Linked DNA regions of Homo sapiens: region 2 is linked to region 1. The links are chromatin loops, found by intact Hi-C in ENCODE. Cell type or tissue: Caco-2. All regions are shown on one strand. Links, peaks and the distances in the headings refer to the core of each region. The heading gives the core; the rest is flanking DNA.

Region 1 (15,726 bases), core at 4,676-9,675:
GGCTCAAGTGATCCTCCCACCTTGGCCTCTCAAAGTGCTAGGATTATACACATGAGCGATACACAGCACCTGGCCTTCACTGGTGTGTAGATAAGGACTGCATTGAATCTGTAAATCACTTTAAGTAGTATGGACATTTTAACAATATTGATTCTTCCAATCTATGAACATGAGATGGCTTTCCATTTTTTGGTGACCTCTTCAATTTCTTGAATCAATGTTTTATAGTTTTCATTGTAGAGATCTTTCACTTCTTTGGTCGTTTATGCCTAAGTATTTTTTTCTGTAGCTATCGTAAATGAGACTGCTTTGTGTTCTTTCTCAAATTGTTCACAGTTGAAATATAGAAATTCTATAATACTAATTTTTGTATGTTGATTGTGTATCCTGCTACTTAATTTGTTTATCAGTTCCAATAGGGTTTTGGTGGAGTCTTTAGCTTTTCTAAACATAAGATCATAGTGTCTGCAACCAAGGACAGTTTGGACAGTTTCCTTTCCAATTTGGATGCCCTTTGTTTCTTTCTTTTGTATAGTTGCTCTGGCTAGGACTTGTAGTACTGATGATAGCAGTGGTCCATCTGGAGCAGCTGCTGCCATCACTCCAGCTGCACATTGCACAGAGCTGGTGGGAGCCGGCAACAAGTGGGAGCCCTACCCCTTCCAAGTTGGTGGGGTGGGAGCTCTCTGGGTGCAGCTACAGCTGCCCAAGTCATGGCTGCAGACTCAGGCCTCCCACTCCACGGAGCAGGCAGGAGGCCTACCCTCACGGGTGCAGCTACAGCTGCCCAAGTTGTGGCTACTGACCTGGGCCTTCCTGTGCTCTTGGGTGGTCCAGGAGCAGGCAGGAACCCCACCCTCCTGGATGCAGCTACAGCCACCCAAGTCACAGCTGCAGAGCCAGGCATCTCTGCACTCTTGGCAGCCTGGGAAGACCCCCCTGTACCCCCAACCAGGCTCAGAGAAGTCTGCTCCCACTGCCTGGCCTCTCCCTGCTCCCAGCACCCACTCCAATCTTGGAGTAAGGTTGGGGCTGGGCCCAGGCACTGTCACAACCCAGCCGTGTGTGCATACACTTGGGGCAGTGTTGACATGACAGTCCCCTGCTGCCTTGGGCCCCTCTGGATTTGGGGCACCAACGAGAATGGGAGGGAAGCTAAGGAGGGGCCGAGGGCAGCTTGGCATTGGCCTGCAGGTGTCCCTTGGCATGATAACCTGGGTGCGATGGACAGCAGTGGGAGGCAGACAGGCTCCTGGGTAGAAGGGAGGGCCTGAAGGCTGGGAGTCTGGCTGCCAGTCCCACAGACCAGAGTGGGAAATAGTGGTGCCTTTTCCCAGCCCACCCATGGCTGCCCATGGACCAATCAGTGTGCACTTCCTCCCTTTTGAGGCCCATAAGAGCCCCCAATTCAGCCAGAGCTGAGCAGATTTTGGGACAACCTGCTACAGAGAGGAGCTGCCCACTCCAGGGCCTCCTCTGAGCTATTTTGTCACTCAGTAAAGCTTCTCTTCACCTTGCTCACCCTCCATTTGTCTGCACACCTCATTCTTCCTGGACGCAGGACAAGAACTCGGGACCTACCAAATGGTGGGACTAAAAGAGGTGTAACACAAACAGGGCTGAAACGTCCCTTGCTCACCACGTTGAGGGTGAAGAGAAGGATAGAAGAGCTGTGGCCCTTTGGGGAGCCCAGACCTGGGAGTTCCCTGAGCCAGGGCTATGACTCCGTCTTTGGGGCCCTGTGACTCCTGGAGTCTCCAAGCTTCTGGGAGCCACCACATTCCCCAGTGGCAGGTGTGGAAGCTGCTTGCAGTGTGTCTGGTCCAGTTGCAGCCTCACAGAGAGTCAGCACCCACGTCAGCACCTGGAGCTGCCTGCCCCACAGCAGCTGACATGCTTGACTGTGCGCAGTGGCCAGACCCCCATGCTTGCTCACTCACACACCTGCTGCCACTCCATGCCTGGCTTGCCTTTGGCAGGCATGGGATCCAGGCCAGTAGTGTGGACCAAGCACAACCTGCCAGGCTGAGTGGGCAGAATAAGACCAGCGGGCCTGAGCAAAACTCAGGCAAAGGTGCCACCAGCCACAGAGGTTTCCAGCCAGAAAAGTGACACCCCGAGGATCCTGCAACAGTACTAGGTTGAATAAAAGTGGTGAAAGCAGTCATCCTTGTCTTGTTCCAGATGTTAGATGAAAGGCTTTCAGTTTTTCCCCATTTAGCATGCTGTTAGCTGTGGGGACCTTATTCATTTTATGATGAACCACAGTGACTGATTTTTTTGAATGATAACTTAATCTTGTATTCCTGGAATAAACCCTATTTGGTCATGGAGTATTAGTCCTTTTATATATTTCTAGTTTGGGTACGCTAATATTTTGGTTAAGATTTTTACATGTATATTATTTTTAAAATTTGATATGTAATTTTTCTCTTGTAGTGTTCTCTCTCTTTTTTAAAGAGACAGGTCTTGCTCTGTCATCCAGGCTGGAGTACAGTAGCTTAGTGGCTTGATTATAGCTCACTGCAACCTTGAACTCCTGAACTTAAGCAATCCTGCTGCCTCTGCCTCCCAGGTACCTAGGACTGCAGGAGCATGCCACCATGCCTGGCTCGATTTTTATTTAATGTTTTATAGAGACAGGTTCTCACTGTTGTTGCCCAGGCTGATCTCAAACTCCTGATCTTAAATGATCCTCCCAGTTTGGCCTTCCTCAAATGATCCTCCCACTTCGGCCTCCCAAAGTGCCAGAATTATAGGCATGAGCCACCGTGCCCGGCCTCATTGCCATATATTTTAATTTTATATATACTTTAAATTCTACAAAATGTTGTTGTTATTGTTGTCAGTGCTGTTGTTTTATACAATTGGCATTTGTTAAGATTTACCCACTGTTGTTAACTTAATGTTGTTCTATATTTCTTCTTTCAGTTTTGTGCTTCCATTGAGATTACTTTCTTTCTGCCTGAAAAATACCATTTAGAATGTCTTTTAATATGGGTCTACGGGTGACAAATTTTTCTCAGGTATTATTTGTCTGAAATTGTCTTTATTTCCACCTTCATTTACGAAAAAATGTTTTTGCTGAATGTAGAATCCCAACTTAGTTATTTTCTTTCATTTTGAAGATATCATTCCATTGTTTTCTGAGTTATGTTGTTTCCTTTGAGAAATTAGCAGTCAGTCTTACTTTTTGATCTTTTGCAAGTAAACTGACTTTTTTCTTGTGCTACTCCTAAGATTTTTCTCTGGGTCGTTAGCTTTTTATAGATGTACAGTCACATGCCTAGGTGTACATTTATCCTGCTTGGGCTTTGTGGCATTTCTTGAATCTGTAACCAGATAAAGATATCAAGTATATAAAGCTTTGGTACATTCTCAGTAATTATCTTCTCAAATATTGCTTGTGTCCCATTTTCTCTCTCTTATCCTTCTAAGATTATAACTGCTTACTATGTCCTATATGATTTTACATTCTTTTCTGTATTTTTCATCATTTTGTAACTCCATGTTTTAGTCTGTGTATTTTCTTCTGAATTTTCTTTCATTTCACCAATTCTGCTTTAAGCTGAGTCTAATTTATTATTAAACTCACCTAATAGATTACTCTTTAAACTTTTATTTGTAAATAATTTCATAACGTAAAGAAAAGTTACAAGACTAGTAAGAAAAATTGCAACAACTCCCATACACCCAATCTCTGATTGTTAATACTTTGTCTCATTTGCTTTATTATTTTGTGCCTGTGTGTTCACTCTCTTTCTTCAAATGTGCACACACATTCATGCACACACACATTTTTTACACATAAAATTTGAGAGTAAATTTCATACATATACATTATGACCCTTTTCTACTAAATATTTCATTGTGAATTTCCAAAGAATAAGAATATTTTCTTAAGTAACCATGGTACAGTTATCACTCCTATAAACTTATTTAGTATATTTTAATATTGATGCAATACATTATCTACTGTCTATTTTACAATTTTAACAATTGACCCAATAATGTCTTATATAGTATTTATTTTCCTTCAGTACAATCTCCTTTAATCTGGAGCAGTTCCTCAGCCATTCTTTGTCTTTTATGACATTGACATTTTTGAGGAAAAAAAATTCTTCTTTTGTGTGATAGAATTATTTTAATTTTGAGTTTATCTGATGTTTTCCCACCTGCCCTTGTTAATTTTGATCACTCCATTGAGATATTTCCATTCTTTACCCTTATAACTAATAAGCAATCTGTAGGGGAAATACTTTAAGAATGTGCATATATCTTGCATCTATTGATGATTCTTACTTGAATCAATTCTTACTATGATGGTTGCAAAATTAAGATTTTCCAACTCCAGCACTGCTTTTGAGTGACTGTAGGACTTACCAGTCAGCACTTGACATACTACTATAAGCAAGAAGCCTCCTAGAATGTTTATCCCTCCAAAAGTCACTTTAAACTTAGTTGCCATTGTAACAGTATCAACAGGTGAGACTTCTAAGAGGTGATTAGGCCATGAGGACTCCACGCTTGTGAATAGACCTAATGCTGCTATCATTATTGCAAGGGTGGGTTCACCCTTCTTGCTCCTTCTCCTCCATCCTTTCTTTATCCTTCTGCCATGTGATGCCTTCTACCATGTTATGACACAGCAAAAAAGGCCCTCACCAGATGCCAGCCCTTCTATCTTGGACTTGCCAGCCTCCAGAACTGTGAACCAATAACTTTCTTTGCATTATAAATTACCCAGTCTGTGGTATGCTTTTATAGCAGCACAAAACAGTCTAAGACAGAAAGTTAATGCCAGAGAGTGGAGTGTTGCTATAACCAACACCTGAAAAATGTGAAAGTGGCTTTGGAATTGAGTCATAGGTAGAGACTGAGACAGTTTTGAAGTGAACACTGAAAAAGTCTGTCTCTAAAGCAGCAGACTGGTCATTTTCTTCTGCGGGCCAGAGTAGCACTTCAAAAATTGCATGAAGCAGGGGCATGAACATCTGTTGTAAAAACGGGGATACTTGTACCTTGAATTTGGCCGTAATCTGGTTGATAAGAGGAATGAACTCCTGGAGGTCTTTTGCTTCACAATCTTTGAGTATATGTTCTGAAGCAGATGGGATGAACGGAAAAACTTCTTCCTCCAGGCAAATAATCATTCGATGAAGGAAAGTACAGACTCCACTTCTGAGAATACCCTTTTGTAAGGGACAACTGAGGGCCAGCAAGAATGTCTGTAAACAGTCCAGATAAACTTCGGAACAGCCACACTGTTTCACAGTCTGCTTGTTGCTGAAAGCTTTACTAGTTCGACTTGCAAATCCAACAGCATGGTTGAGACAGTCTGCTAGAGAGGCTTGCCTTTCTTCATCTTGTGCCAGCATCAAATTTTCTAACAGAATTTTAAACTTCTCCATTAGTGGAGTCAACAGATTCCTCATTAAGGCTTCTTTCCTTTCTGCCGGGTATTCATTATTAACAATCATCACTCCAACTGTCTCATAAATAAAATTTGATCATCGCTGCTCAGGAAGGACTGGTGGCCATTCTCAGGTGGAGAAAGCTTTAATAAATCTTGTATTCTATTCAAAATATCCTCAATGAAAGGATTCATTTGCTTATTGAGAGATTTGACAAATCTAGAAAACAGGTAAGCCATCTTGCTCTGAACTTTTGCACTGGAATGACGCAGACCTCTGTGATCTAAGAAAGCCATTAGTACACATGGAACGTGCTGAGGTTCAACTGTGAAAAACTTTTCATATCTAACAACAGTTTCGAAGAACTCCAACGTCACAGATGTATGCTGATAGGAACTGACTCCTGATGTTACCAGAGTTCGCATCATACCCTGCAAAGCACTAGCTTTTGAAACATCACCTGAGAAGTGAGCACCATGAGATAGATACTGGAAGAGCTTCTGCCAACATATACAGCAATCTTATTGCTACTTCAACTTCCATGAACCGTGTAGTCTGCCAATTCTGCAGTGTAGAACTAAAAACTCTGCGAACAGAGGCCAGTAGTAACTCTCGTGAAACTTGAGCAAGCCTGTCCAACACTAACTTCAGTTGTTTTCTATATTCTACAAACATGGCTTTATCTTGACCCTCATTTTCAAAGTTATATTCTTCATCATAAGTCAATTTTTTCATAACGGCCAACATGATTGCCTCCACATTAGCTTTTTGCTGATCCGAGAGCACTGTAAGCTGTTTCAAAATATGAAGATAATCATAACAAAATCCAATATTAGAAGAAATATCATCATCCTCATGAATTAGTAGCTGCAACATCAGTGCCACTTTTGTTTCAATAGCTTGTAGTGCCTCTTGAGCATTCTTAATATTCCCATTCTTAGTTAATTTACTCCAACTAACTATCCATGACTGTCCCATTCCGTTTACCGGCTTAGAAAATCTGGCCAACATCTTCTTCCTGGTCAATGCTGAAAAGAAGTCAACATCTTCTTCCTGGTCAATGCTGAAAAAGCCAGCAGACTGTAATACTTGACACAAAGATTCTACTAGTTTCATTTTATCAACAGGGTCCATTCCTTTATTTACAACTTCAAATAAACAGTCACATGCTTCTTCCCGTAGAACTTCTATTGACATATGACCTAGCAGCATATTTATAAACCTATCATTGGCTAAAAGGGATAAGTCAATCCAAGAGACATAAGCCCCAACTACTTCAAGGCACTGACACATCACTTCAGAATTAGTATACTGATAATTTTGTGATATTTGGTACCATGATTCCACCAGATTTGGAATGCACTGTTCCCTCATGGTATCTTTTATGAGAGTATTCCTGTGAGCCTCCTCTGATGTATGCACCACATCACGATCCACCAACTCTGAGTTGATAGCCATGAGGATTCGCAGGTACAGATCTACTCCCCTTGGATTTAGGTCCACTACTGAGAGAATGTCAAAAAAAAAACTTGGGCCACTTAGTGAGATATTCTGCAACAAAAAGCAAGGCGAGGACTTGGGCGGCTTTATTTGGTATAAAGGTCTTCTCTGGTTGGGGATTCAGCATCTGAGCTTGCAGCCATGATATGAGCGTCTCCCTAATTAGTTGTTGTTGAACAGTGGTTAGTTCTGAATATTTGTATTTAACTTGATGTTCCAGTACTTGAAAGCAGAAAAACTTTACATGATCATCACTATATGTCCTCTGGGCTAGAGCTTCTGCACACACCTGCCAGGCATCTGGGGAAATCTTTAACTGCTCAAAATAGGCCAGGGCCCTTAGTCTAAAGTCTGAATCAGCATTTGGATTTAGCCCTAATAGAGCCTGTTTATCCATCCTTGCTGCTATACTTGGAGTTTTCTGGTTATAATAGGCTTGCCCTCTGATCCCACAGAAGAATTTATAAACATCTTCCCTATCACTCCAGCCCGCCTCCCAGCCTGAACTCCATGGTCAGCCAGCGGAACGGAGCCGAGCGGCGCAGCTCGCAGAGAGCTGGGACAGCGGCCCTCGTCCTTGTCGCCGTAGTCCTCTGCCACGACCGCAGCGCCAACGCCAGAGACGGAGTTGGCCGGGACTGCACGCCTCTCGTCGCTCCGCGTCCCCTGGCACCTTCTCTTGAGTGGCAGGCAAGCAAGCAAGCAAGCGGGCGGGGTCAGCGCCCCAAGAAGGGAAAGAGCGCGAGGGCCAGCTAACGCCGCCGCCGCCGTCGCCGCTGAGTCAGCGCGAAGCGCCCTCTCCGAGTAGGTGCCGCGCGGGCGGGCGCTGGCGCCAGCAGTCTCATGGAGAGTGCGGGCGGCAGCCCGCGGGCTGGGGCCGTCTCCTGTCTATTTCTTATTTATTCCTTTCAAAATGGCGTCTTATGATAAGCAAAAAAATAAATTTTCTTGAAGTCCAATATTTTATTTTTACTTTTATGGTTAGTACATTTTATGTTCTACCTATGAAATTTCCGTTTACTCCATAGTCACAAAGATATACTTCTAGAAGTTTTATGGTTCTAGTTTTTAATGTAGGTCTATGATCCATCTTGAATTAATTTTTTGTATGGAATGCCATAGGGGTTAGAGCTGTCTTTCCATAGAGATACCCAGTTTTTTTCACACATCTGTTAAACAGGCATTCCTTTGCCTCACTGAATTGATCTGATGCCTTGGTTGATAATCAGTTGACTATATATGTATAGATCTATTTTTGGACTTGATCCTGTTCCATTCATCTGTATCTGTCTACTCTAGCTTTGTGGCAAATCTTGAACTTGTGAGTATAAATATTCTAAATTTGTTCTTTTTTCAATATTGTTTTGATTATTCTAGGTCCTTTGCATTTCCATATAAATTTTAGAACCATGTTGTCAATTTCTTCAAAAAAGCCTGTGGAGCTCTGGAGACGATTTGAGGTTCTATATGATGTTATCTCTCTCCAGAAGGGTTTACTTTTGTTTCTGTCAAGCGAATAGGCTAGAGGCTGAAACTTTCATCTAGTAAGTGTCTGAGGAAGTCAAAGCTGGGCTTTAATCCTTGTGAGAGCTGATCTCTTTCCAATTTGCCCTTATCCCTAGAGTGGAGCCCTTCATGGTCCCAGCTGAAAGCCTGGAGAGGCTGCGCGCGGTGGCTCACGCCTGTAATCCCAACACTTTGAGAGGCCAAGGCAGGTGGATCACTTGAGCGCAGGAATTCAAGACCAGCCTGGGCAACATGGCAAAACCCCATCTCTACAAAAAGTACAAAAATTAACCGGGCGTGGTGGTGGGTGCCTGTAGTCCCAGTTACTCCGGAGGCTGACGCAGGAGAATCGCTTGAACCTGGGAGGCGCAGGTTGCAGTGAGCCGACATCTCGCCACTGCACTCCAGCCTGGGGGACAGAATGAGACTCCAACTCAAAAAAAGAAAAAAAGAAAAAGAAAGCCTGGGGATATTTACCAGGACCCTTCCTCCTTTTCAGGTACCTTACTACAATTTATGTCTCATCAGCCCTGGCTGGGAATCTACTGAAAGCTTATTTATGTATTTATTTATTTATTGAGACGGAGTCTCGCTTTGTTGCCCAGGCTGGAGTGCAGTGGCGCGATCTCGGCTCACTGCAACCTCCGCCTCTTGGGTTCACGCCATTCTCCTGCCTCAGCCTCACGAGTAGCTGGGACTGCAGGCGCCCACCACCACGCCCGGCTAATTTTTTTGTACTTTTAGTAGAGACGGGGTTTCACCGTGTTAGCCAGGATGGTCTCAATCTCCTGACCTCGTGATCCGCCCGCCTCGGCCTCCCAAAGTACTGGGATTAACAGGCGTGAGCCACCGCGCCCAGCCCGCTGAAAGCTCTTTTCAGCCTCTCAGCGCTGCTTTTGCTTTTGGAATCAGCAATTGTCTTCAGAGTAAAGTGTCTCCAAATACCAGTCTCACCTTACTTGGCTTCTCTTTTTCTCCAGATCTTGGACTAGCAAATTCTCACTGCTTTTGTAGCTCTTCCATAGCTCCAAATTGCTGTTTTTAAAAAGTGCTAATTTGTTCAGCATTTGTAATTGTTCTCAGCAAGATGTTTGAAAAAGACCAACTAGTCAGCCTTTGCCAGAAATGGAACTCTATGACACACATTTTTAGAAATATAAGTTCATTAAGATTAACTTTGTTTTGGAAGATACGTTCAGACTTTATTAATGATTTTGGAGACAATTGGGAAATTGCGAGCATGGAGGTTTGGCTTCAGCATTATGAGGGTAAAAAACTCCCACAAATCCTCAGATTGGAATGACAGAGCCCACAAGCAGGATATGATATTTGGAGCTGTTCACTAAGGCTATTTGGTGTGCCTTGTACACCTACCACTTCTTCACCACTCCCTTCTAAAAAGGAGAGATTGGGAAAAATATAGCCTTGTTCATTACTTTTATCCAGTCCCACTGAGGCAAAGTGGCATCACCCATTTATCATTTTTTATTACTGAGCAATAGCAGCATGCAGGTCTTATAGCTGGATACTTCTGGGGAGCACTCCTCCTATTTGCTTTTAGATATCTGCTCACCCACCCTAGCTTAATCCCAGGAATTTTTCACAGTGCTGTCATTTAACAGGGGGAATCAGGCTGGTGGAGATGGCAGTAGCAAGGGAAAAGGAGCATGTGTCCTTTTCAGCAATTTTTTTTTTTTTGAGACCAGGCTGGAGTGCAGTGGCACGATGTCTGCTCACTGCAAGCTCCACCCCCTGGGTTCATGCCATTCTCCTGCCTCAGCCTCCTGGGTAGCTGGGACTGCAGGCGCCCGCCACCACGCCCAGCTAATTTTTTTGTATTTTTAGTAGAGACGGGGTTTCACCATGTTAGCCAGGATGGTCTCGATCTCCTGACCTCGTGATCCTCCCACCTCGGCCTCCCAAAATGCTGGAATCACAGGTGTGAGCCACCACGCCTGGCCCCTTTTCAGCAATTTTAACGTAACCCTCTGAAGTTTCTCAAACTAAATGTGAGAATAGCTGGAAACCTATGGCTCTTGTATACAGATGTACACTATAGGCAGTTGTATAGACTTCCAAACACATACACATTACATGTTCAAATGTATATAAATATAGACTCAAAGCTCCTAGGGAACAGGTAGTATAAGAAAAGGAAGCCTAACCTTAGGCTAAACTAGATAATGTCATGTAATACACTAGACTAGACACTATATGGAAAGAGGTGATCCAAGTGATCCTCTTGAGGAAGGAGAGAATCAAGGAGTAAAAACTAACTTTTGTGGATGCTTGTTATGTGCCAAGTGTGGTGCTTAAACACCTTTTCTATCTTTACACATTCAATCATCATAATGATCCTGCAGAATAGGTATTGTTATCCCCATTTTTAATTTAATCTCCCAAAAGGCCACACCCAAGACCAGGAGCTAGTGTATTTGCAAAGCCAAGATTCAAATCTAATTCTGCCTGGCTCCAAAACTTATTCTCTGAAAGTAGGAAAGAGAGGCAGAAGTTCTTATTTAAACAATTAGACTCTGCAATAGAGTTTCCAAGCAAAATATAATTAATAAATTTGTTTACTCTTTCTCTCTCATAGTGGTCAACAGCATTAATCTCAGTGAATAACACTGTATAAGCACTTACTAGAATAAAAGTGCTCAGTTACTAGGTTTTGCTGGGCAAGTGTAAGGTTGCTTGTGGGTGGTGAGAGGAACAGAGCACAGAAATGTTAACATTCACAAACTTTCTGAACACCTGAGCACTGAGCTGGGAACCCAGAATATAAAGATAAAAAATACAAAACATGTGCTGGGAGCGGTGGCTCACGCCTGTAATCCCAGCACTTTGGGAGGCCGAGGCAGGCGGATCATGAGGTCAGGAGATTGAGACCATCCTGGCTAACACGGTGAAACCCCGTCTCTACTAAAAATACAAAAAAATTAGCTGGGCGTGGTGGTGGGTGCCTGTAGTCCCAGCTACTAGGGAGGCTGAGGCAGGAGAATGGCATGAACCCGGGAAGCGGAGCTTGCAGTGAGCCGAGATCGTGCCACTGCACTCCAGCCTGGGCGACAGAGCGAGACTCCATCTTAAAAAAAAAAAATGAACTTTATCTTCCAAAGTTTACAGTCTAGTTACTTCAGAGATGGTTTATGTGCCATCTACACGTGTAGAACTGACATACCCATAAAAGGAACAGATAATAAAAAGACTAGTAAGTCTGGACCTTCTCTCATGAAACTCAAAGTCTAAGGGGGAATCAGACTAATAAATGGGCATTTTCAATACAAGAGATTAAGTTAAAAGTAAGCACAGGGGCCGGGTGCAGTGGCTCACGCCTGTAATCCCAACACTTTGGGAGGCTGAGGCAGGCTGATCACTTGAACCCAGGAGTTCAAGACCAGCCTGGGCAACATGATGAAACCCTGTCTCTACAAAAATACAAAAATTAGCCGGGTGTGGTGCATGCACCTTTAGTCCCAGCTACTCAGGAGGCTGAGGTGGGAGGATCGCTTGAACCCAGGAGGCAGAGGTTGCAGTGTGCTGAGATCATGCCACTGCACTCCAGCCTGGATGACAGGGCGAGACCTTCTCTCAAAAAAAAAAAAAAGAAGTAAGCACAAGGTGTCATGAGACCATGGAGAGCAAGCATTTAACTCAACACGGGGAATCAGGGAAGCAGGAAGGAATGACTCCTGAACTGACATAGGGAGGCAGAATGAATTCATTTGACATGCTTAGCACGGAACACTGACAATATACGTGTTCTGAACAGAATAATACAGATTATATGGTACCATAGAAAGTCAATGACTCATGATTGATGTATTTCCTGAACAACTAAAGAGTGGTTGCTCTCAGACTATTAATCTTCCTTTCTCTTCCCTATGCTTTTGTCACTCCGAAAGCCCATTCTCTGTTGTGTGGATGTTTTTCTTCCTTTCTTCTTTCCTTCTTTTTTTTTTTTTTTTTTTTTTTCTTCAGTGAAGGAGGATGTCATAAGAGCTGGAGAAACTGAGGAGGTCTTCAAGCAGAATGTGGGACTTGAAGAATTTGTGGAATATAAAAAGAGGATGTTGAAAGGGAAACAAATGGCAGGGCCAGGCGCGATGGCTCACGCCTGTAATCCCAGCTTTTTGGGAGGCTGAGGCGGGTGGATCACGAGGTCAGGAGATCGAGACCATCCTGGCTAACACGGTGAAACCCCATCTCTACTAAAAATACAGAAAATTAGCCGGGTGTGGTGGCTGGTGCCTGTAGTCCCAGCTACTGGGGAGGCTGAGGCAGGAGAATGGCGTGAACCTGGGAGGCGGAGCTTAAGGTGAGCCGAGATCGCGCCACTGCACTCCAGCCTGGGCGACAGAGCGAGACTCTGTCTCAAAAAAAGAAAAAAAAAGAAAAAGAAAGGGAAACAAATGGCAAATGTTGACTCAGTCAGCTTGCATTTATTGGGCCCTACCCTGCCTCTTTTTATCATGTTCCAGGGACACTGAGATGAATCTGATCCATGGGTTGAAATCAGCAGGATACGTATGTGGGCAATAAATGGAAAGCATATGTAGCATAGTTAGAAGTAAAGTCTAATAAGCAAAATGGGATAGGTTATAAAGGGCCTGGAAAACAGACACATTTAGACTTGATGTGGATGATACCAGGAGTCCTTTTAGGTTTTTGAGCAGAAAGTAGGTGGAAAAGATTTTAGAAAAAGAAAACTGGAACCATACAGACTAAGAAGGTGTGTGTGAGCCTAATTCTGGCAGTGAAGGTCTCTAGGGCATAGCGGAAGGAATAGAAAGAAAAGAGCAAAGGACACTGTAATGAAGAGATTAGGCCAGCCACAGTGGCTCACACCTGTAATCCCAGCACTTTGGGAGGCCGAGGTGGGTGGATTGCTTGAGCTCAGGAGTTCAAGACCAGTCTGGGCAACATGGCAAAACCTTGTCCCTACAAATAATACAAAAATTAGCCAGGTGTGGTGGCATGTGCCTGTAGTCCCAGCCACTTGGGAGGCTGAAGTGGGAGGATTGCTTGATCCTGGGAGGTAGAGGCTGCAGTGAGCCATAATTGTGCCACTGCACTCCAGCCTGGGCAACAGAGTGAGACCCTATCTCAAAAATAAATAAATAAATAAATATAAAGAAAAGATTGACCAGGCATGTGGATATAAAGAATCTTTAGCTGTAGGATACCAGCTTTTGCCATAGAAAATACCCAGTTACAGCTCATAGAACCTAAAAGAATTTGAGTTGGCAATGGTAGGCTACAGGGAGGAAGGATAATTAAAAAAAAAAAGGCTACAGATGGAGGAGGATGAGGCTGTAACTGCTATGATCTACAGCAAATAAGTAGCCCAGGCCTTAGGTGTTTTCATTTGTGGTTTAGGGCTCCAGAGCTTCTTTTGAATAACCAGTAAGGACCCATGACTCAGAATCATTGCTTCGAGGGCCGTATTGAGCAACTCTGAAACTAGATGCAGAACAGATGTCGTTGTAGAAGCCTAACATGCAGAGAAACTTGTAAAATATATATTTTTTTCAGGCCCTAGATTCTAAGATCCTGCTTTGCAGATCTGAAGTGGGACCCAGGAATCTTTAACAAGCTCTAAGGTAATGGTAATGCAAAAGTTACTCCCTCTCCCTCTCCCTCTCCGTCTCCCTCTCCCTCTCCCCACGGTCTCCCTCTCATGCGGAGCTGAAGCTGGACTGTACTGCTGCCATCTCGGCTCACTGCAACCTCCCTGCCTGATTCTCCTGCCTCAGCCTGCCGAGTGCCTGCAATTGCAGGCACGCGCCGCCACGCCTGACTGGTTTTGGTGGAGACGGGGTTTCGCTGTGTTGGCCGGGCCGGTCTCCAGCCCCTAACCGCGAGTGATCCGCCAGCCTCGGCCTCCCGAGGTGCCGGGATTGCAGACGGAGTCTCGTTCACTCAGTGCTCAATGGTGCCCAGGCTGGAGTGCAGTGGCGTGATCTCGGCTCACTACAACCTACACCTCCCAGCCACCTGCCTTGGCCTCCCAAAGTGCCGAGATTGCAGCCTCTGCCCGGCCGCCACCCCGTCTGGGAAGTGAGGAGTGTCTCTGCCTGGCCGCCCATCATCTGGGATGTGAGGAGCCCCTCTGCCTGGCTGCCCAGTCTGGAAAGTGAGGAGCGTCTCCTCCTGGCCGCCATCCCATCTAGGAAGTGAGGAGCGCCTCTTCCCAGCCGCCATCACATCTAGGAAGTGAGGAGCGTCTCTGCCCGGCCGCCCATCGTCTGAGATGTGGGGAGCGCCTCTGCCCTGCCGCCCCGTCTGGGATGTGAGGAGCGCCTCTGCCCGGCCGAGACCCCGTCTGGGAGGTGAGGAGCGTCTCTGCCCAGCCGCCCCGTCTGAGAAGTGAGGAGACCCTCTGCCTGGCAACCGCCCCGTCTGAGAAGTGAGGAGCCTCTCCGCCCGGCAGCCACCCCATCTGGGAAGTGAGGAGCGTCTCCGCCCGGCAGCCACCCCGTCCGGGAGGGAGGTGGGGGGTCAGCCCCCCCGCCCGGCCAGCCGTGCCATCCGGGAGGGAGGTGGGGGGGTCAGCCCCCCGCCTGGCCAGCCGTGCCCTCCGGGAGGGAGGTGGGGGGGTCAGCCCCCCGCCCGGCCAGCCGCCCCGTCCGGGAGGTGAGGGGCGCCTCTGCCCGGCCGCCCCTACTGGGAAGTGAGGAGCCCCTCTGCCCGGCCACCACCCCGTCTGGGAGGTGTGCCCAACAGCTCATTGAGAACGGGCCAGGATGACAATGGCGGCTTTGTGGAATAGAAAGGCGGGAAAGGTGGGGAAAAGATTGAGAAATCGGATGGTTGCCGTGTCTGTGTAGAAAGAAGTAGACATGGGAGACTTTTCATTTTGTTCTGCACTAAGAAAAATTCTTCTGCCTTGGGATCCTGTTGATCTGTGACCTTACCCCCAACCCTGTGCTCTCTGAAACATGTGCTGTGTCCACTCAGGGTTAAATGGATTAAGGGCGGTGCAAGATGTGCTTTGTTAAACAGATGCTTGAAGGCAGCATGCTCGTTAAGAGTCATCACCAATCCCTAATCTCAAGTAATCAGGGACACAAACACTGCGGAAGGCCGCAGGGTCCTCTGCCTAGGAAAACCAGAGACCTTTGTTCACTTGTTTATCTGCTGACCTTCCCTCCACTGTTGTCCCATGACCCTGCCAAATCCCCCTCTGTGAGAAACACCCAAGAATTATCAATAAAAAAATAAATTAAAAAAAAAAAAGTTACTCAGGAGACCCTTTTAGAAATACTTAGGGAAAGATAAGCTGTCTCCTTGGGATGACTGGGCT
Region 2 (15,726 bases), core at 5,212-10,211, 73 kb before region 1:
TAATTGGCAGCACCGTATTCTACTAGTGAGAGCAAGAGAGGGCGTGTGGATTCCTGTGTCCATGGACCGACCGTGGGAGGCTTCGCCATCTGTCCATATTTTGACTGAAGTATTAAAAGGAGTTCTAAATAGATTCAAAAGATTCATTTTTACTTTGATGCAGTGATTATGGGATTAATTGCAGTCACAGCTACGGCTGCTGCGGCAGAAGTTGCATTGCACTCTTCTGTTCAGACAGTACGCTTTGTTAACAATTGGCAAAAAAATTCTATGAGATTGTGGAATTCACAATCTGGTATTGATCAAAAATTGTCGAACCCAATTAATGATCTTAGACAAACTGTCATTTGGATGGGAGATAAGCTCATGAGCTTGGAAATCGTTTTCAGTTACACTGTGACTGGAATACATCAGATTTTTGTATTACACCCCGAGCCTATAATGAGTCTGAGCATCACTGGGACATGGTTAGACGCCATCTACAGGGAAGAGAAGATAATCTTACTTTAGACATTTCAAAATTAAAAGAGCAAATTTTCAAAGTATCAAAAGCCCATTTACATTTCGTACCAGGAACTTAGGCAATCGCAGGAGCTGCTGATGGCTTCACAAATCTTAACCCTGTCACTTGGGTTAAAACCCTCAGAAGTTCCACTATTGTAAATTTCATATTAATCCTTGTGTGCCTATTCTGTCTGTTGTTAGTCTACAGGTGTAACCAGCAGCTCCGAAGAGACAGTAACCATCAAGAACAGGCCATAATGAAGATGGCGGTTTTGTCAAAAGAAAAGGGGGAAGTGTGAGGAAAAGAAAAAGAGATCAGATTGTTACTGTGTCTATCTAGGAAAAGGAAGACAAAAGAAACTCCATTTTGATCTGTACTAAGAAAAATTGTTCTGCTTTGAGATGCTGTTAATCTGTAACTCTTGTCCCAACCCTGTGCTCGCAAAAACATGTGCTGTATTGACTCAAGGTTTAAGGGAGGGCTGTGCAGGATGTGCTTTGTTAAAAATGTGTTTGCAGGCAGTATATTGGTGAAAGTCATCGCCATTCTCCATTCTCTGTTAACCAGGGACACAATGCACTGTGGAAGTCTGCAGGGACCCCTGCCCAAGAAAGCCTGGGTATTGTCCAGGTTTCCCCCGACTGAGACAGCCTGAGATATGGCCTCATGGGAAGGGAAAGAACTTACAGCCCCCCAGCCCTACACCCGTAAAGGGTCTGTGCTAAGGAGGATTAGTGAAAGAGGAAGGCCTCTATGCGGTTGAGATAAGAGCGTGGCATCTGTCTCCTGCACGTCCCTGGGATTGGATGTCTCAGCATAAAACCGACCATATATTCTATTCTGAGACAGGAGAAAACCACCTTATGGCTGGAGGTGAGACATCATGGCGGCAATACTGCTCTGTTACTCTTTACTGCACTGAGTTGTTTATGTAAGCTTAAACATAAATCTAGCGATTGTGCACATCCAGGCACAGCACCTTTTCTTAAACTTATTTATGACAGAGTCTTTGCTCACATGTTCCTCTGCTGACCCTCTCCCCACCTTCACCCTATAGCCCCGCCACACTCCCCTCGCAGAGATAGTAAAGATAGTGATCAATAAATATGGAGGGAACCAGAGACCAGTGCCAGTGCAGGTCCTCACTTGCTGAGTGCCGGTCCCCTGGGCCCACTTTTCTTCCTCTATACTTTGTCTCCGTGTCTTATTTCTTTTCTCAGTCGCTCGTCTCCATCTTGCGAGAAATACCCACAGGTGTGGAGGGGCAGCCTCCCTTCAAAAATGCATTAAAGACTTAAATGTACTCCAAACTGTAGAACTACTAGAAGAAAACATGGGGAAACACTCTAGGATATGGGTCTAGGCAAAGACTTTATGACTAAGACCTCAAAAGCACAGGCTACAAAAACAAAAATAGACAAATGGGACTATTTTAAACTAAAAAGTTTCTGCACAGCAAAGGAAACAACAGAATGAAGAAACAACCTGTTGAATGGTACAAAATATTTGCAAACCATTCATCTAACAAGGGATTAATATCCAGAATATACATGGAACTCAAACAACTCAACAGCAAAAACAATTCCATTTTTAAAAGCGGGCAAAGGATCTGAACAGACATTTCTCAAAAGAAGACGTACAAAGGCCATCAAGTATATGAAAAAATGCTCAATATTACTAATCATCATAGAAATGCAAATCAAGGCCAGGCTTGGTGGCTCATGCCTGTAATCCCAGCACTTTGGGAGGCCAAGATGGGCCTGAGGTCAGGAGTTCAAGACCAGCCTGGCCAACATAGTGAAACCCCGTCTCTATTAAAAACACAAAATTAGCCAGCGTGGTGGTACACGCCTATACTCCCAGCTACTCAGGAGGCTGAGGCAGGAAAGTCGCTTGAACCCAGGAAGCAGAGGTTGCAGTGAGCTGAGATCGTGCCATTGTACTCATTGTACTCCAGCCTGGGCAACAAGAGAGAAACTCTGTCTAAAAAAAAAAGAGGGGGGGGAATCAAAACCACTATGAGATATTGTCTCACCCCAGTTAGAATGGCTACTATGAAAAAGATTAAAAAAAAAAAAAAAAAAAAACAGTTGCTGGTCAGGATGCAGAGAAGAGGAAACTTACACACCGTTGGTGGGAATGTAAATTAGTACAGCCATTATGGAAAACAGTATGGAGATTTCTCAAAAAAACTAAAAGTAGAACTACCATGCGAGGTAGCAGTCTCACTACTGAGTATTTATCCAAAGGAAAGGACATCAGTATATCAAGGGATAGCTCCACCCATATGTTTATTGCAGCACTATTCACAATAGCAAAGATATTGAATCAACTTTGTGTCCATCAGTGGATGACTGAGAAAGAAAATGTGATATATATACATAATGGAATATTATGTGGCAGTAAAAAAGACTGAAAGCTGGGCATGTTGGCTCATGCCTGTAATCCCAGCACTTTAGGAGATCAAGGTGGGAGGACTGTTTGAGGCCAGGAGTTCGAGACCAGCCTGGGCAACACAGTGAGACCACGTCTCTACAAAAAATAAAATAAAAAATTAGCTGAGCATGGCAGCTTGTGCCTTTAGTCCCAGCTACTCAGGAGACAGAGTCAGGAGGACCACTTGAGCCTAGAATTTCAAGGCTGCCGTGTGCCATGACTGCACCACTGCACTCCAGCCTGGGCAACAGAGCAACAGCCCGTTCAAAAAAAAGGTGGGGAGACAGGGCGCAGTGGCTCACGCCTGTAATCCCGGCACTTTGGGAGGCCGAGGTGGGCGGATCACGAGGTCAGGAGATCGAGACCATCTTGGCTAACATGGTGAAACCCCGTCTCTACTAAAAATACAAAAAATTAGCCGGGCATGGTGGCGGGCACCTGTAGTCCCAGCTACTTGGGAGGCTGAGGCAGGAGAATGGCATGGGAACCAGGGAGGCGGAGCTTGCAGGAGCCGAGATCGCGCCACTGCACTCCAGCCTGGGCAACAGAGTGAGACTCCGTCTCAAAAAAAAAAAAAAAAAAATGCAGGGTGCGAAGAATGAATTAGGCTGGGCATGGTGGCTCATGCCTGCAATCCCAGCACTTTGGCAGGCCAAGGTGGGTGGATCACTTGAGCTCAGGAGTTCGAGACCAGCCTGGGCAACATGGCAAAACCCCATCTCTACAAAAAAATTCAAAAATTAGCTGGGCATGGTGGAGTGCCTGTAGTCCAAGCTACTTGGAAGGCTGAAATGGGAGGATCGCTTGAGCCTGGGAGGTCAAGGCTGCAGTGAGCTATGATCACGCCACTGCACTCCAGCCTGGGTGACAGAGTGAGACCCTGTCTCAAAAATAAATAAATAAATAAATAAATTATGTAATTTGTAGCAACATGGATGGAATTGGAGGTCATTATGTTAAGTGAAATAAGCTAGACACAGAAAGGCGAATATGACATATTCTCACTCATGTGGGAGCCTAAAAAAAGTTGATCTCATGAAAGTAGAGAGTAAAATGTTAGTTACCAGAGGCTAAAAGGGGTGTGGGTGTGTGAGTGGGGAGGAAGAGAGTTTGGTTAATAGGTACAAACATACAGTTAGATAGAAAGAATATGTTCTGATTTTTAATAGCAGAGTAAAGTGACTATAGTTAAACAACAGTATATTATGTATTCCAAAATAGCTAGAAGAGACAACTTGAAATGTTCTGAACACACAGAAATGATAAATGCTGAAGATGATGGATATCCTAAATAGCCTGAATTGGTCATTATACATTCTATGTACGTAAAAAACTATCATATGTACTCCATAAATATGTACCAATATTATGTATCAATAAAAAAGAAAGACAAAGGGAATAGGTTTTAGGAAGTGGGATCAACCTAGGAAGGAAGCAGAAGGAAGTCCCAAGAGGACAGCTGTATGCAGACTTAGAGAGACTGGAGAAAGAAGTGCTCTAGGGGTTGTTTCCAGTGAACCTGATAGAGTATCTGACATGTTTGACTATGTTGAAAATAATGTAGGCATTTTTACATTTATGTTGGAAATTCTGGAAGAATTAGTGATAATGACAGAAAATTTGGCAAACAAAAACTGAGGCAATTGTTAATTCCAAGAAAAACCAAAAATCGTGTAAGAAAGGAAATGTAGCTGGGCACGGTGGCATGCACCTGTAACCCCAGCTGCTCAGGAGGCTGAGGTAGGAGGATCACTTGAGTTCAGGAGTTCCAGACCAGCCTGAATGAGAGAGATCCCATTGAAAGAAAAAGAGAGAAAGAGGAGAGAAAAAGAGAGAAAGAAAGAGGGGGAGAGAGAGAGAAAGAGAGAGAAAGGAAATGTGATCATAATATGTCTAATTGATCCAGAAGTAAACCACATTAGTATAGGAGAGTCATAATAAGGTTAACATGAAATATTGATTTAATAAAATATATTGTGATATAACAGTATTGGGAAAGATAGAAAATAAAAGGTGTAAATTATCATATTTCCTGTAAGATACTGATATTGTCTGGATATTTGTCCCTGGCCAAATCTTACATTGAATTGTAATCCCCAGTGCTGGAGGTGGGGCCTGGTGGGAGGTGTTTGGGTCATGGGGTTGGATCTCTCATGGTTTGGTGCTGTCTTCACAATAGCACAACATCCGGTCATTTAAAAATGTGTGGCGCCGGCTGGCCGTGGTGGCTCATGCCTGTAATCCCAGCACTTTAGGAGACCGAGGTGGGCGGATCATGAGGTCAAGAGTTCGAGACCAGCCTGACCAACATGGTGAAACCCGTCTCTACTAAAAATATAAAAATTAGCTGGGTGTGGCAGCACGCACCTGTAATCTCAGCTACTGGGGAGGCTGAGGCAGGAGAATTGCTTGAACCCAGGAGGTGGACGTTGCAGTGAGCCGAGATTGCGCCACTGCACTCCAGCCTGGGTGACAGAGTGAGACTCCGTCTCAGGAAGAAAAAAAAAAAAAAAAACATTGTGTGGTAACTTCTGTCTCTCTCCCCTCCTTTTGCCACGTGATGTGCCTGCTATTACAATTGTTAGTTTTCTGCCTTTGTGATGTGGCTAATAATATCAAACGTGTGTTGAAGTCCCCTACTATTATTGTGTGTCTAAGTTTTTTCTTAGGTCTAGAAGTAATTATTCTATAAAGTTGGCTGCTCCAATGTTGGGTGCATATATATTTAGAATAGTTAGGTCTTCTTGTTGAATTGAACCCTTCATCATTATGTGATGCCTTCTTTGTCTTTTTTTACTGTTGTTCATTTAAAGTCTATTCTATCTGATACAAGAATAGCGATCCTTATGCTTTTTTTGTTATTTCCATTCGGACGATAGATCTTTCTCTGTCTCTTTACTTTGAGCCTATAGGTGTCATTATATGTGAGATGGATCTCTTAAAGACAGAAGAAATGGATGGATCTTGTTTTTTTTAATCCAACTTGCCAGTTTATATCTTTTTTTTTTTTTTTTTTTTTTTCTGAGACAGAGCTTCGCTCTTGTTGCCCAGGCTGGAGTTCAATGGCACGATCTCAGCTCAGTGCAACCTCCGCCTCCCGGGTTCAAGTGATTTTCCTGCCTCAGCCTCCTGAGTAGCTGGGACTATAGGTGCGTGCCACCACACCTTGCTAATTTTTGTATTTTTAGTAGAGACGGGGTTTCACCATGTTAGCCAGGATGGTCTCGATCTCCTGACCTCATAATCCGCCCACATTGGCCTCCCAAAGTGCTGGGATTACAGGTATCAGCCACTGCACCTGGCTGCCACTCTATGTCTTTTAAGTGGAGTGCTTAGACCATTTACTTCAAGGTTAATATTGATATGTTAAGTTTTGTTGCCATTGTAGTGTTGTTATCTAATTGCTTTATAATCTTGATTGTGTAATTGCTTTACAGAGTCTGTGGGCTATGTGCTTTTGTGGTAGCAAGCATCATTCTTTAGTTTCTGCAGTTAGAACTCCCTTAAGCATCTCTTGTAGGACTGGTCTCGTGGTGACAAATTCTCATAGCAATTATTTGTCTGGGAAAGACCTTATTTCTCCTTCATTTATGAAGAGGATTGCTTGAGGCCAGGAGTTCAAAACTAGTCTGGGCAACAAAGCGAGACCCTGTCTCTACAAAGAGTTAAAAAAGATTAGCCAGGCATTGTGGCATGCACCTGTCATCCCAGCAACTAAGGAAGCTGACGTAGGAGGATCACTTGAGCCTAGGAGTTTGAGGCTGCAGTGAGCTATGATTGCACAACTGTATTCTAGCCTGGGCAACAGAGCAAGATCCTGTCTCTACCTGAAAAAAAAAAAAATCCTAAAAATGGGCCCCCAGTCTCTTTTTGTTTGTAAGTCTTTGCTGAGAAATTCATTTTTAGTCTAATATGATGCTTTTCTCTAGTTGCCTTTAAGATTTTTTCTTTCACATTAACCCTGGATACTCTGATGACTATGGACCTTGAGGATGGTCATCTTGCATACTATCTCACAGGAATTCTCTAGATTTCTTGTATCTGCATATTGAACTCTCTAGCCAGATTGGGAAAATTTTCCTGAATTATATCCTTGAATATATTTTTCAAGTTGCTTACTTGTGCTTCTCTCTCAGAAATTCCAGTAAGTCATAAATTTGGTCACTTTATATAATCCCATATTTATTGATGGCTTTGTTCATTTTTTTTTAAATTTTTTTATCTTTATTTTTGTCTGACTGGGTTGATTCAAAGGACCAGTCTTTGAGCTCTGAAATTCTTTCTTCTACTTAGTATAGTGTGTTGTTAAGGCTTCTAGCTATATTTTGAAATTCTGTTAGTGAATTTTTAATTCGAGAAATTGCTTCATTCATTCTTAATACAGCTGTGTTATCTTTCAAATCTTTGATAGTTCTTCTGACTTCCCTGTGTTGGATTTCAACTTTCTCTTTGATCTTATTGAGTTTCTTTGCCATTCATATTCTAAATTCTATATCTGTTAGGATCCATTGCTTGAGACACAATGGGGTCCTTTGGCTAAACACTTTGGCTTTTTGTTTTCCTGGAGTTCTTGCCCTGGTTCCTTCTCATCTGAAGGAACTGACACTTCCTTTTTTTGAATTTGCTATCATTTGGATGGGGCTTCTTGATTATTATTATTATTTATTATTATTTTTTTGAGACAGAGTTTTGCTCTTTCACCCAGGTTGGAATGAAGTGGTGTGATCTCGGCTCACTGCAACCTCTGCCCCCCTCCCCCACCCCCCCAGTTCAAGCAATTCTCCTGCCTCAGCCTCCCGAGTAGCTGGGATTACAGGCACCTGCCACCATGCCCGGTTAATTTTTGTATTTTTAGTAGAGATGGGGCTTCGCCATGTTGGTCAGGCTGGTCTCAAACTCCTGACCTCAGGTGATCCACCTGCCTCGACCTCCCAAAGTGCTAGGATGGATTACAGGCATGAGCCACTGCACCTGGTGGCTTCTTGATTTTTTATTCTTTTTTTCCCTTGTTGGCATGACTGTGGTGTATGTTGTCTATGATTGATTGGCTTTATTTCTGGGTGTTTTCAGGGTGCCAAGGTTCTGTACAGGTTCCTTGGTTGTAGATAAGTTCATGCAGTGGCTTTCTGAAACATTATTTGTTGTAGTGATGCATGCACTTTTGTTCAGTGGTATAATTCAGTTGCCGTCCAGTAGATGGTGTTTAAGAGTAAGAGCCATCAGGGAGGTGTGCGGGTGGAAGCAATGGAGAGTCAATCACAAAAAGCACTTTCCTTCAGGGTATTCACCTTCAGTGAAGGTGAAGCTGCCGGAGAAGCCCAAGAAGTGGTTTCTGTAAGCCCATGCTCCCCAGCCCTGTTGGGAACAGCCACTGTCAAGTCCACAACAGTGCACTGAGGACAAGGGTAAGGGGAGAGAGATGACCTTCTCTCTATGTCTATTTATGGGCTTTGGTGGTACTGCCTTCAGCAACTGGTGCTGAGCTTGCATTTCCTGTGACCCAAGGGGGGCTTTGGCAGGCCATGTTCCCCCTCCCATAGGGATGGACTGCACCAAGGGTTAGATCTCCAGGGGCGTAGGGTCTGCCCCTCTCTTCTGCTTCTTGGAGCTGGTGGGACACTATACCCCAACTGACCAAGGGAGCAGGTTAGGGCACTAAGCAATGACACATGCAGACTGGTTCCAGGTCACAAAGCTGTCCCTAGCTGCAAGTCTCACCACTGGTGAGAAACTTCAGCTTCAGCAACTCTCCTCTCACTCCAGTCCTATGATGGGAGACAGCCTAATTCAGTGTTTATGGCTGGGGCACTCTTCACACTCAGTGACCAATTCTGGCTGTGGGCCCTTCCCCCATTCCAGAGCAAGCACTCTAATCTCTAGCGTGAGACTAAAATGCCTGCTGTGGCTGCCACTGCCAGGTTGCCAAACAATGTCTGGCTTTGTATGAGCCTGGATTAAAAATGGCATCCTCTAATCCCAGCACTTTGGGAGGCCGAGGCGGGCGGATCACGAGGTCAGGAGATCGAGACCATCCTGGCTAACACGGTGAAACCCCGTCTCTACTAAAAAAAAAATACAAAAAATTAGCCGGGCGTGGTGGCGGGCCCCTGTAGTTCCAGCTACTCGGGAGGCTGAGGCAGGAGAATGGCGTGAACCCAGGAGGCGGAGCTTGCAGTGAGCCGAGATAGTGCCACTGCACTCCAGCCTGGGCAACAGAGCGAGACTCCGTCTCAAAAAATAAAAATAAAAATAAAAATGGCATCCTCCTCTTGGCCCCAGATCTGGGAAACTGTCTGCACTTTTCCCAGTATCTTTCCCTTTCTCTGTCTCCCAGGGCTTGGGAGAAACGAGTGTTTTTCCGTGGCCTGGGTTGCACAGATCCGTAGAGGAAAGGTGAGTCATAGAGGGAGACCGACTGCCCCTGTCATATACTGGAGCTTCACTCACATTTATCAGCCAAACACCACCACGGAGGCTGCTTGTCCACCTTCTCCTCCCCAGGGTCTGGGTTATTGTTTACCATTTCAGTGAATTCCTGTCTTCCTTCTTGAATTAAAGCTCTCATAGTTGGTCTTTATGTGCTGTTTTGTTGTTTCCAAGTGGCTAATGCATGCTGAAAGCTTTTAATCTGCCATCTTGAAGAAAAAAGCACCTAGTATTTTTAAATAGAAATTTATATTTTCTGGTTACGAAGGAAATAATGGCTAAAAAAAAAATGAAACATTCCAGAAACAAAAAATGAAAGTCCTCCACAATTTTTATTATGCATGTTTAATAAAAGACCATGAACTCTGCAGAGGAAAAAGGAGAACTTTATTTTCTAAAACCAATCTGCTGGCCAGGCGCTGTGGCTCACACCTGTAATCCCAGCACTGGGAGGCCAAGGCAGGTAGATCACCTGAGGTCGGGAGTTCGAGACCAGCCTGGCCAATATGGTGAAACCCCATCACTACTAAAAGTATAAAACTTAGCCAGGCCTGGTGGCACACACCTGTAATCCCAGCTTTCATGCGCGTCCGTGTGAAGAGACCACCAAACAGGCTTTGTGTGAGCAACATGGCTGTTTATTTCACCTGGGTGCAGGCGGGCTGAGTCCGAAAAGAGAGTCAGCAAAGGGAGATAGGGGTGAGGCCGTTTTATAGCATTTGGGAAGGTAATGGAAAATTACAGTCAAAGGGGGTTTTTCTCTGGTGGGCAGGGGTGGATCTCACAAAGTACATTCTCAAGGGTGGGGAGAATTACAAAGAACCTTCTTAAGGGTGGGGGAGATTACAAAGTACATTGATCAGTTAGGGTGGGGCAGGAACAAATCACAATGGTGGAATGTCATCAGTTAAGGCTGTTTTTACTTCTTTTGTGGATCTTCAGTTACTTTAGGCCATCTGGATATATACGTGCAAGTCACAGGGGATGCGATGGCCTGGCCTGGGCTCAGAGGCCTGACACCAGCTACTCGGGAGCCTGAGGCAGGAGAATCGCTTGAACCCGGGAGGCGGAGGTTGCAGTGAGCTGAGATCACGCCATTGCACTCCAGCCTGGGCAACAGAGCGGGACTCAGTCTCCAATCAATCAATCAATCTATCAAAGCAATCTGCAGACTAAGGAGATGTAGCCTTCCATGCAAACTGAAAATGTGCTCTGAAGTTTTGGGGTGGGTGAAGAGTTAGAGATTATATACACAAAACCTGCATGGTAGGTGAGGGTAATCAGGAGAATGAGGAACAGAGTCTTGATTGGATGGCCTTTAAGCCCAAAATCACCAGTCTCTCTTAATAGGCTTGTTTCAGGTGGTTAGTTGGTTGGCACCAGGTGGTCTCTTGGGGGTCAGTTGGGAAATTCCCAGCTATAGTTGTTTCCAGGCATTGTTCTTTGACTTGGTTGCAGAAAACCAGGTTTTGCGGTGCTTTCTAAGGTCACAGAGAACATGAGCACTCCCTTGCCCTGCCATGGCCTCTTGGGTCTGCTTTTACTTTTGAACCACAAGGAGTCCATCTTGTCTGTTAACTGGGGGCATAATTCAACATTTCCTCCTTTTAGTTGAAACCTGTTGTAGGCAGCACTGATGACCAACTTATGCTATGTCCCTTATTGTTGCTAGGGTGGGTCCATCTAGTCCCTCAGTGGGACTCACGTGGCTGAGAGACTTATGGCCAGTTTAAACAATTTGGACCAAGCAGGGTGAGAAGGACAAGCAGGCACCTGTTAGATCCTTATCAGTGTCTCTTATTGACGTTTGGTAGTACTGGTTAAGTCTATGGATAAGATCTGGAAGCAGGCTGAGTGTGGTGGCTCATGCCCGTAATCCTAGCACTTTGGGAGACTGAGGCTGGAGGATCACTTGAGCCTAGGAGTTTGAAACCAGCCTGGGCAGTATAGTGAGTCCCATCTCTGAAAAACAAAAACAAAAACCTAGACGTGTCATGTGATCAAAATCTGGGTTAGAGAACTGGTAAAACATTTGTTAATGCAGACAAGAATAACTATAAAGAGGAGCTAGGTACTTAGGCCTATTATAAGAAGGATTTAAGACAATGTGAGCCAGGTACAGTGCTTCACGCCTGTAATCCCAGCACTTTGGTAGGCCAAAGTAGGGGGATCGCTTGAGCTCAGGAGTTCGAGACCAGCCTAAGCAACATAGTGAGACCTCATCTCTACTAAAATTTTTTTTAAAAATTAGCTGGCTATAGTGGTGCACACCTGTAGTCCCAGCCACTCAGGGGACTGAGGCAGGATGATTGTATGAGCCCAGGAGGTCAAGACTGCAGTGAGAGTGAGTCCTGATCATGCCATGAAACCCTGTTTCAAAAAAAAAGACAATAACTGTGGACTACAAAAACTTAGGGTAGCCATAATTAAAGATGCAATTGGCAAAGAAATTTGGTTATTTGTGTGGCATAAAACAATTTAATATAATAACCATAATTATGACTGTGATAATATATACTAAGACATGTCAGAATTTAGAAATATGATATGATTTGGAAACACATTAATATTAACATATATAATGTGTTATTAATATTAATTTAATATTAATAATACATTTATATAAATACAACTCAAAGTTAAACACCATTTTAAAATGTGACAATGCTTCCTGTGTGATTTTAGCATACCAAATAAGCCTAATATGTCTTTCTCAGACCTTAGGGGTTCCTGTTATGTCTACGTCTGGGTAAAAAATAATTGATTTTAAAATTTGAGCCAGGCGCGGTGGCTCATGCCTGTAATCCCAGCACTTTAGGAGGCCGAGGCGGGCGGATCACGAGGTCAGGAGTTCAGGACCAGCCTGGCCAACATGGTGAAACCCTGTCTTTTAAAAAAAAAATACAAAAACTAGCTGGGCGCAGTGGTGCGTGCCTGTAGTCCCAGCTACTCGGGAGGCTGAGGCAGGAGAATCGCTTGAACCCAGGAGCAGAGGTTGCAGTGAGCCGAGATTGCGCCACTGCACTCCAGCCTGGGCCACAGAGTGAGACTCCATCGCCAAAAAATAAAAATTAAAAAAAAAATTGAAATTTAATTTTGAGTAGCTTGTCAAATATCAAAGGTTTAAAACGCTTGATCAAAATGAGGCCACAGGTCACTATGAAATGAAACCAAAGTGACAAAAGATCTTAAAGGCACAAAGCACAGAAATTGATGAAACACAAAATGGAATCTCTATTTCCTAGGCCAGTTACTAGGAAGGTAAAGAAAAACGTTTTACAATTTTTGTTTTGCTTTGTTTTGTTTTTAATTGAGACAGTCTCACTCTGTCACCCAGGCTGGAGTGCAGTAGCATGATCTCGGCTCACTGCAAGCTTCACCTCCTGGGTTCATGACATTCTCCTGCCTCAGCCTCCCAAGTAGCTGGGACTACAGGCACCCACCACCACGCCTGGCTAATTTTTTGTATTTTTTTTTAGTAGAGATGGCGTTTCACAGTGTTAGCCAGGATGGTCTCAATCTCCTGACCTCGTGATCCGCCTGCCTCGGCCTCCCAAAGTGCTGGGATTACAGGCATGAGCCACCGCGCCTGGCCCTACAATTTTTCTTAAAGAGCAAATCAATGTTCAAGAACGCCCTGTTGCTTCAAATAGGGACCCCAACTCTGGCCTTGTGTCAGTGTGCTTTTGAATTAGTGTTCAATTTTTACTAAAATTTACAAATAATTTTCTTTTAATTTTAGCTAACTTGATCACACACAAAATTTCTTTCATCAGACTAATCTTTCCCAAACCATTTACAACTTGTCTAAACCTTCAGTTTTGTACATTTCTTTTGTGGGGTGGGAGTATTCTAGCTTAGGGCAAAAATTTACTTTCTTTCTTCTTCATCATTTTGACCACACACGGTATTTTGTCATGTGAAAGAAAAAATTACTCTATCTCTTTTTAAAATTTTTATTTGTTTATTTTTCTTTTTGGGATGGAGTCTTGCTCTGTTGCCCAGGCTGGAGTGCAGTGGCACAACCTTGCTCACTGCAACCTCCACCTCCTGGGTTCAAGCGAGTCTCTTGCTTCAGCCTCTCGAGTAGCTGGGATTACAGGCACGCACCACCACACGCAGCTAATTTTTCTATTTTTAGTAGAGATGGGTTTCACCATGTTGCCCAGGCTGGTCTCAAACTCCTGACCTCAGGTGACCCACCCACCTCGGCTTTCCAAAGTGCTGGGATTATAGGCGTGAGGCACTGCACCCAGCCTCTTTTTAACTTTTTTTAAAATAAGAAACACATCCTTCTTTCTTTATATGCTGTCTATATAGAATTGTTTCTTTTATATCTAGCAGTTTTCATTACATATATTAACTATAATTTTAACTCTTAGTAACCCTAATTTCTGGTGAAAAACCTGGGAAGTAAGTAATTTTGAACTGTTGTATACTAGTATTTGTAGATGAAAAACATTTTGTAATTTTTAGCCTTAAATTTTTGTTTATTAACATCTAAATATATTAGTTATTTCCATACCATATAAAAGTCAAAGTATATAAACTTAAACTTATGTTTAATAATTAATGTTTCAGTATTTTAACTTACCTAGAAATGACTCAGATGTTTTATGATTATGTATTACTTAATTTAACAGAGCATGACTTTGAGATTTTAAATTATGGAAAAGAATTTTGAAACTATGATACGGATACCTTTTCTAATGTCTTTTCCAGTTATCCTGGGTTGCAAGTACCCAGGATAAAAATATAAATAAATAAAAAAGAAAGAAAGATTGGAGTGGCTAGTAGTGCTAGTAGTGATGGTGGCATTTTATAATTTTCTTTTTTTTTTTTTTTTTTTTTTTTTGAGACGGAGTCTCGCTCTGTCGCCCAGGCTGGAGTGCGGTGGCGCGATCTTGGCTCAGTGCAACCTCCACCTCCCAGGTTCAAGAAATTCTCCTGCCTCAGCCTCCCGAGTAGCTGGAATTACAGACGCCCACCACCATGCCCAGCTAATTTTTATACTTTTTTTTAGTAGAGACGGGGTTTTGCCACGTTGGCCAGGCTGGTCTCGAACTCCTGACCTTGTGAACCGCCTGCCTTGGCCTCCCAAAGTGCTGGGATTACAGGTGTGAGCCACTGTGCCTGGCCACATTTTATAATTTTTAAGAGCTTATGTTTGGCAGGGCTTTTTCTGTGAATTTTGTGTGATCTGGGTTGGGGCTATGTCTTTCCAGAGAGATTGAGTATTTGCTCTTGTCAAATACCTCAACGTAGGACTAATTTTTTACTTTAATTTTTTGGCTTGAAGGTTCTAAAAACATGTGGTTAGTGTAAATATGATCCTCAAATCCACCTGAGGGTGGGCCTATGGTTATACATTCTTAAGGAAGCCTTTTTAAAAATTTTTTATGCAGAACAAGGCATACTTCCTCATTATTTCTCTATGATGGTGGAAAAACTAGTTCATTTTTTGACTAAGGTCCAAGTTTTCCCTGGACTTTTGAGTTCTAATATCCTGCTTCATTTTCTATTACTGTGTGTCTGTCAGAATACCAGGTCCTTGATTTCTGAGATAAGCAATCTTCTCCACTCCCTTATCTATAGGATTAGGATCAATTTGTGTTTATCTTCCAGTTTTAGCGCCTTTTTTTTTTTTTCTTAAGATGGAGTCTCTCTCCGTCCCCCAGGCTGTAGTGCAATGGCAATGGCGTGATCTCAGCTCACTGTAACCTCTGCCTCCTGGGTTAAAGTGATTCTCCTGCCTCAGCTTCCTGAGTAGCTGGGACTACAGGTGTACTCTACCACGCCTGGCTAATTTTTGTATCTTTAGTAGAGATGGGGTTTCACCATGTTGGCCAGACTGGTCTCAAATTCCTGACCTCAGGTGATCCACCCACCTTGGCCTCCCAAAGTGCTGGGATTACAGGCATGAGCCACCGTGCCTGGCCTAGATCCCTCTTTATTTTTAGTCTCTGGAAAGAGAGAGAGAGACAAAGAGAGAGGAAGAGAGAGAGATCAATCCTAGACTTTTACTTTCTTCGGAGAGCAATATGCATTTAAAATAATGTTTACGATATTTTAGTCCTCAATTTTAGGCATCTTGTGGCTGAGGGTTTTCAGAAAATCTAGACTGAAATATTGCTGGAAACAGAATGGCGTTAAACTATTCCTTCTCTCAACTCCTCAGAGTCCCTTGGGATAAAATATGCAATAAACATGTGAGGGCCTCTCCAGTCATCACTGATTTATTGGAGTCTGAAAAGTAAAAACAGGATAGTGTAATGTTCCTCATTAGGATTCTGCTTAATACTTAACTATTTTGTTAATATTTGGTTTTGCTTAATTTTACCCACATCACTTTTCTCGGA

What was found. A loop is a pair of places that touch in the nucleus more often than their neighbours do. Peaks named below come from ENCODE experiments on the same cell type or tissue, not always from the same donor. Only the 100,000 strongest peaks of a DNase experiment are listed, where the experiment ranks them.
Region 2: a loop joins it to region 1, with 8 times the contacts of the local background. A loop is called at or near these places in 1 of 110 quality-filtered maps.

What each region holds. Positions count from the first base shown.
Region 1 is chr20:34,208,582-34,224,307 of GRCh38, forward strand. It overlaps a transcript of ASIP not described here and the pseudogene XPOTP1. Among named protein-coding and RNA genes, the nearest start is that of ASIP, 25 kb to the right of the region's middle. In Caco-2, for the core only: no CTCF peak of the experiment used is centred there; a DNase peak (open chromatin) is centred at 7,620; H3K4me3 peaks cover 1,037 bases.
Region 2 is chr20:34,134,796-34,150,521 of GRCh38, forward strand. No RefSeq gene overlaps it. Among named protein-coding and RNA genes, the nearest start is that of EIF2S2, 30 kb to the left of the region's middle. RefSeq lists an enhancer at 8,614-9,114. In Caco-2, for the core only: a CTCF peak has its summit at 8,116 (motif pointing right); a DNase peak (open chromatin) is centred at 9,320.